Linked DNA regions of Homo sapiens: region 2 is linked to region 1. Evidence: chromatin contacts called from ENCODE Hi-C data. All regions are on one chromosome and are shown on one strand. The core of a region is the stretch at or near the end of the contact, and the rest is flanking DNA. Distances in the headings are between cores, read along the strand shown.

The links. Hi-C counts contacts between places; a loop is a spot of excess contacts on that map. Pooled maps may share reads with other maps.
Region 2: a map with no recorded cell type shows a loop between it and region 1 (13-fold over the local background). The contact joins two enhancer-like sites. A Hi-C loop is called at or near these places in 1 of 168 maps with a recorded cell type or tissue (right cardiac atrium), 1 of 37 single-sample maps with no recorded cell type and 7 of 50 pooled maps.

What each region holds. Positions count from the first base shown.
Region 1 is chr17:21,289,880-21,293,115 of GRCh38, reverse strand. The region is part of intron 1 of MAP2K3 (mitogen-activated protein kinase kinase 3); the gene reads right to left. Among named protein-coding and RNA genes, the nearest start is that of MAP2K3, 6.8 kb to the right of the region's middle. Within about 2 kb of position 1,640, at least 2 of the 41 ENCODE cell types and tissues checked have a DNase peak (open chromatin) inside an H3K27ac peak, as active enhancers do.
Region 2 is chr17:22,226,971-22,230,206 of GRCh38, reverse strand. No RefSeq gene overlaps it. Among named protein-coding and RNA genes, the nearest start is that of LINC02002, 38 kb to the left of the region's middle. Within about 2 kb of position 1,791, at least 2 of the 41 ENCODE cell types and tissues checked have a DNase peak (open chromatin) inside an H3K27ac peak, as active enhancers do.

The DNA.
Region 1 (3,236 bases), core at 391-2,890:
CCCCCACACTACAACACCCACTAACATTTAGTGAATACCTACTATGTGCTGGGGTGTCCTGGGGTGTCCTCTGCGTGCCTGGCCTATGCAAATTTCTTTCATTACATCTCATTTGATCCTCTCAGCAACCCCTTGAGGCAGGTACTAATGTGATCTCCATGCTGCAGATGGGGAAACTGAGGCCCAGGGTTTATAGAATCAAAAGGCTGGCACATGGAATTGGTGAGGATCCTGCAGGTCCTCAGCAGGATGCGAGGAGTGGCCTCCCAGGGACAGGAAGAGCCAAGAGCAGCAGGAGTACAGCAGTGTGAGAAAGAAAATGCCGGTCAGACCATGTGAGGTGGCTCACGCCTGTAATCCCAGCACTTTGGGAGGCCAAGGCAGAAGGATTACTTGAGGTCAGGAGTTTGAGACCAGCCTGGCCAACATGGTGAAACCCTGTCTCTACTAAAAATACAAAAATTAGCACATGCCTGTAATCCCAGCACTTTGGGAGGCCAAGGTGGGTGGATTCCTTGAGCTCAGGAGTTCAATACTAGCCTGGGCAACATGACAAAATCCTGTCTCTACAAAAAATAAAACAAAACAAAAATGTAGTGGGCGTGGTGGTGCGTGCCTGTAGTCCCAGTTACCTGGGAGGCTGAGGTGGGAGGATCGTCTGAGCTGTGGTGAGCCATGACTGTGCCACTGGGCAACAGAGCAAGACACTGTCTCAAAAAAAAAAAATGAGAAGAAGAAGGAAAGAAAATGCTGGAGTGTGCAGAGTATTCCGAGGAGAAACAAGAGACTGCCTTTTTGTCCCTTTGAGATTCCTGCACTGTGTGATAAAGGCTACTCAAGTGCAGGCAATTTAAAGAAAAGAAGAAACAAAGAGGCCTGCTTGAAGCCAGCCCCAGCACTCTCCTCTGTCTGAAGGGGCAGCCAGGCTCACTGAGCACAGTACAGCCCCCGCAGCAGGCTGCTCAGGCTGGAGGGTGCCCCAGAGACTGTCCAGTGCAGATGCTGACACCAGGGGCCCCAGGACACGCCTGAGGTGACGCACCAGGGCAGCAGCAGAGTCAGGCCCCCAGCCTGGGTCCCAGCTCCTGCCTTCCCCGCACCTCAGTGGAGAAACCACCACAGCGTCGGCCCGTGCCAGCCTGGGGGCGAGCCACACTCCCTCTCTGTGCAAGCCTCGGTTTCCTCCTTTGACGTCCTATGAACGGGTGAAGGGGCCATGACCTCTGGGAAAGGATGAGCAAGGGTCCGGAGTTGTAAAGACAAAGCCATGCTCCCAGGACAGTCCTTCGTGACCTTGAGCAGGTCACTATCCCACCAGGCCTCAGTTTACTCACTCCTAAGATGGGGTTGATGACAACACACCCAGGTTGCTGGGTAGCCGTGAAGACCAAACAAGTCCATGCACACAAAATCCCCAGCACAAAAGGGGTCAGATCGGTGGGACTCTGGCCCCAGGCTCCCACACTGTGGGGCAGGCCCCATGCTCAGGCTTTAAGAGGCCATGACAGGGCAGGGGGACCCACAAGTGATGCTCAGCCCTCCCAGAGCATCAGAAGAATGGGACATTCCTTGCACCAGGATCGTAGGCTGTGCTCCAAAGGTCCCCACGTGGGCCCGGCTCGAGGTCAGCAAGGCCATTGCCAGCCACCTGCACTGTCGACAGGCCAGTGCTGCTGCTCCTGCAGAACGGAAAACAAACCTGAACAAACGCCATCTGTGCTTCACTGTTATCACTACGTGTTGTGTTGTGTTGTGTTGTGTTGTGTTGTATTGTATTGTACTGTATTCTATTGTATTCTATTGTATTGTATTCTATTGTATTGTATTCTATTGTATTGTATTCTATTGTATTGATTGTATTGTATTTATTTTTGAGACGATTCTCTCTCTATTGCCCAGGCTGGAGTGCAGTGGTGCGATCCCGGCTCACTGCAAGCTCCGCCTCCCGGGTTCATGCCATTCTCCTGCCTCAGCCTCCCGAGTAGCTGGGACTACAGACACCTGCCACCACGCCCGGTTAATTTTTTGTGTGTTTTTAGTAGAGACGGGGTTTTACCGTGTTAGACAGGATGGTCTCGAGCTCCTGACCTCATGATCCACCCGCCTCGGCCTCCCAAAGTGCTGGGATTACAGGCGTGAGCCACCGTGCCTGGCCTACTTCTATTTTTTTTAAACAGACAGGGTCTCACTCTGTCACCCAGGCTGGAGTGCTGTGGCACTCATTGCAGCCTCAACCTCCCAGGCACAAACGATCCTCCCACCTCTGCCTCCTGAGTAGCTGAGACTACAGACGTGTGCCACCATGCCCAGCTAATCTTTTATGTTTTTTGTAGAGATGAGCTCTCCCTATGTTGCCCAGGCTGGTTGTGAACTCCTGCCCTCAAATGATCCTCCTGTCTCGGCCTCCCAAAGGCTGGGATTTATCATTACTATTAAAATCTTACAAAGCATGGGATTGATGATGAGACATACCAAAAACGGGGTTCTTGGTGATGGAAATGCTAGCACAGACATCAGGTTCAAATTCAGTGCTGTCTGGTACCTAGGGGCTCCCTGGACTTGCCAGGTCTCATTCACCCTCAACAGCAGCCCTGAGAGGTAGGTAGGGAGCTGGCCTAGAACCAGCCCTGCCACCTGGAAGTCCCTGCAGACTTTCCCAACGAGTGTCTGCCCGCGCCACCCTGGGGTCTGCCCCAGCCATCCGGGATGCCGTGTGCCATGCCAACGGCAGGAGGCTATGGGTTGACCAGAAGGCTAAGCCAGGCAAGAGCAGAATGACAAGGGGATGGGAGCTGTCTCCATCCCCATACCCAGAGCCGTCCTGGGCAGGCCTCCAACGTGTGCCTCAGCTGCCAACTGACACCGCCAAAGCAACCCTCCCAGGCAGCAGTGCTCCCCAGCCCCCACACACCTCCTGATTAGGTCTGAACACACCGCTGGCATCCACAGCCCCTCGCAGCCCTGCCCCAGTGAGGCAGCCCCCTGGCCTGTCACCGCATCACCGCACACACTGGCACATGTAAACCTTGGGACGGGCCTTGGAAGCCCTTGGGGGCATCAGCACAGTGATGCAGGCAAGGACAGTCAGGGCACTCGATATAGCCGCCAGGAGGTGTCAGCAGAGCCAGGTGCAATCCCGGCCATGGGCCACATGGCAGGAGGTGGTGCCGGCCACCCTGGGCAGGGGACCAGCTGGGAGAGGGACAGCTGGACATGGCCTCCCCAGAGAAACCAGG
Region 2 (3,236 bases), core at 542-3,041, 940 kb before region 1:
GTCTCACCTCCTGCCATAGGGTGGTTTTTCTCCTATCTCAGGCAGGAGACAGTGGCCTTCCTCTATCTCAACTGCAAGAGGCTTTCCTCTTTTACTAATCCACCTCAGCATAGACCCTTTACGGGTGTCAGGCTGGGGGACAGTCAGGTCTTTCTCATCTCACGAGGCCATATTTCAGACTATCACATGGGGAGAAACCTTGGACAATACCGGCTTTTCAGCGCAGAGGTCCCTGCAGCTTTTCACAGTGCATTGTGCCCCTGGTTTATTGAGACTAGAGAATGGCAATGACTTTTACCAAGCATACTGCTTGTAAACATTTTGTTAACAAGGCACGTCCTGCACAACCCTAGAACCCTTAAACCTTGATTCCATACAACACATGTTTTTGTGAGCTCAAAGTTGGGGCAAAGTGGCTGGGGCGAAGTGGCTGGGGCGAAGTGGCTAGGGCAAAGTTACAAATTAACAACATCTCAGCAAAGCAATAGTTCAAGGTATAGGTCAAAATGGAATTTCTTATGCCTTTCCTTTCTACATAGACACAGTGACAGTCTGATCTCTCTTTCTTTTCCCTACACCAAAGAGCTGGGGTTACAGGCCTGAGCCACTGAGCCCCGCCCCCCCACCTTTTTTTTTTTTTTTTTTTTGAGCCAGAGTTTGCTCTCATTGCCCAGGCTGGAGTGCAATGCTGTGATCTTGGCTCACCGCAACTTCCACCTCCTGGATTCAAGCAATTCTCCTGCCTCAGCCTCCTGAGTAGCTGGGATTACAGGCAAATGCCACCACACCTGGTTAATTTTGTATTTTTAGTAGAGACGGGGTTTCTCCATGTTGGTCAGGCTGGTCTCAAACTTCTGACCTCAGGTGATCTGCCCGCCTCGGCCTCCCAAAGTGCTGTGATTACAGGAGTTAGCTGCTGCACCTGGCATTAACTGTTATATTTTCTTTTCTTTCTTTTTTTTTTTTTTGAGATGGAGTCTTGCTCTGTCACCCAGGCTGTAGTGCTGTGGCACGACCTCGGCTCACTGCAACCTCTGCCTCCCAGGTTCAAGCAATTCTCCTGCCTCAGTCTCCTGAGTAGCTGGGATTACAGGCATGCACCACCACGCCTGGCTAGTTTTTGTATTTTTAGTAGAGACGGGGTTTCACCATATTGGTCAGGCTGGTCTCGAACTCCTGACCTCAGTTGATTCACCCTCCTTGGCCTCCCAAAGTGCTGGGATTACAGGCTTGAGCCACCGTGCCCAGCCTCAACTGTTATGTTTTCAACTTAGTATTTCTTGTCGGTTCTTTTTGGTGTTTTTGTGTTCATTTGTTTCATAGTTCTAGTATCTTCCTTATATCTTTTAATGTGTTTATTGGGCTAATTAAAAATTCTTATTTTGAAGAATTTCAGTTCATGGCTTTTTCTTTTCAAAGTGGTGATGCTTGTTATTGTGGCCTGGAAATTTATTCCCTTAATGGGTATATTCTGTTTGGCCAGGCAGGCCCCAGTGAGCTCAGGGCACGGGGGTAGATGAGCCTCAAGGAGGTTCCGAAAAAAGACAGCCAATTATGCCTCATCCCATGAGACAACTCCTTGGGTCAATTTTCACACATTGCTCTCCAGAGAGAAGCAGCATTACAAGGACTCATCCCCAAAATGTTACTCCCCAGCCTGGGTGTTTGGAAGAGGGTGGATGAGTAGGCAACTGCTGGAAGCCAGTTAGTCTTTCTCAGCATTTCACAAACACAGGATGTCTGGGCAGCCCTGATTTGACTGCAAGTATGCCCAGAGCAGAGATCTGAGTCATTGCAGATGTGGAGGCAGACACCATTTGTTCCAAGGCGATGGTGCAGAACCCCCATGGCTCTGTTTTTATCTTCCCATTTCAAAACAGCACACCCCTTCCCATCACCTCAAGAGCTTTTTCACACCTTTTCCTGCAGGAAAGGCCGGCAGTATGCCAATGCAACACCTTGCTTGACTCTGGCCTGGCTCTGTATCATGACATATCCCCAGCATCTGTTTACTTATCTGTCTCTGCTCTATTCCCAGCATCTCTTTACTTATCTGTCTCCACTCCATGACTGAGCATATTTGTCAGGGAAGCAGTTTGCCCAGGGTAGGAAAGAGCAATTTTATTCCTACAAATATCAGGCTTTTTGGGTTAGGTTGAGAACAACATGTTTATTTACTCAGCAGGCATTTTAGACCTGAACTGTAACAGGACACTGGTTCCCCACGCAAAGCTGTCAGGCCCCACCTTTCCAGAAAAGAAGGGGTGGTATTGGCCTGTTTCTAGGTGCACCCAAGCCATGACCTGCAGGAAAAAGTCCACGTCTCTCCCTCCCCACAACCCACATTCTGTAGTCCAGGGTCACCCGAGAGAGCCTGTACAGTGTTATATTTACTTTGTGGTATGTCTTAAGGCATGGGTCCCTTATTTTATTATAAATTTCCATGTTATCTGTTTCAGGCCCTGCTCACCTGAGCCCAGTGGACTGTTGGCAAAAATGTATTTGAGGAGATTTATTCTGAGCCAAATATGAGTGATCAGTGGCCCATGACACAGCCCTCAGGAGATCCTGAGAGCAGGTGCCCAAGGTGCTAAGACACAGCCTAGTTTTATATATTTTAGGGAGACATGAGACATCAGTCAAATACATATAGGACTTACATTGGTTCCATATGGAAGGGCAGGACAACTTGAAGTTCTTGTGGGGAGTGTATCCAGGTCACATGCAGATTTTAAATTTTTTCTGATTGGCAATTGGTTGAAAGAGTTGTTTAGGGGCCATGGCTCACGCCTGTAATCCCAGCACTTTGGGAGGCGGAGGCGGGTGGATGACCTGAGGTCAGGAGTTCGAGACCAGCTTGGCCAACATGGAGAAACCCCGTGTCTACTAAAAATACAAAATTGGCTGGTTGTGGTTGTGCATGCCTGTAATCCCAGCTACTCAGCAGGCTGAGGCAGGGGAATCACTTGAACCCGGGAGGCAGAGGTTGTGGTGAGCTGAGATGGGGCCACTGCACTCCAGTCTGGGCCACAGAGCGAGACTCTGTCTAGGAAAAAAAAAAGAAGAAGAAAGAGTTATTATCAGTAGAAAGGAATGTCTGGGTTATGATAAGCAGTTGTTGAGACCAAGGTTTTATCAGGCAGATGAAGCTTCCAGGTAGCAAACTTCAGAGAAAATAGATTGTAAATGTTTCTTACCAGACTTAAGATCTGTGTTGATGTTAATGCTGGTTGGCT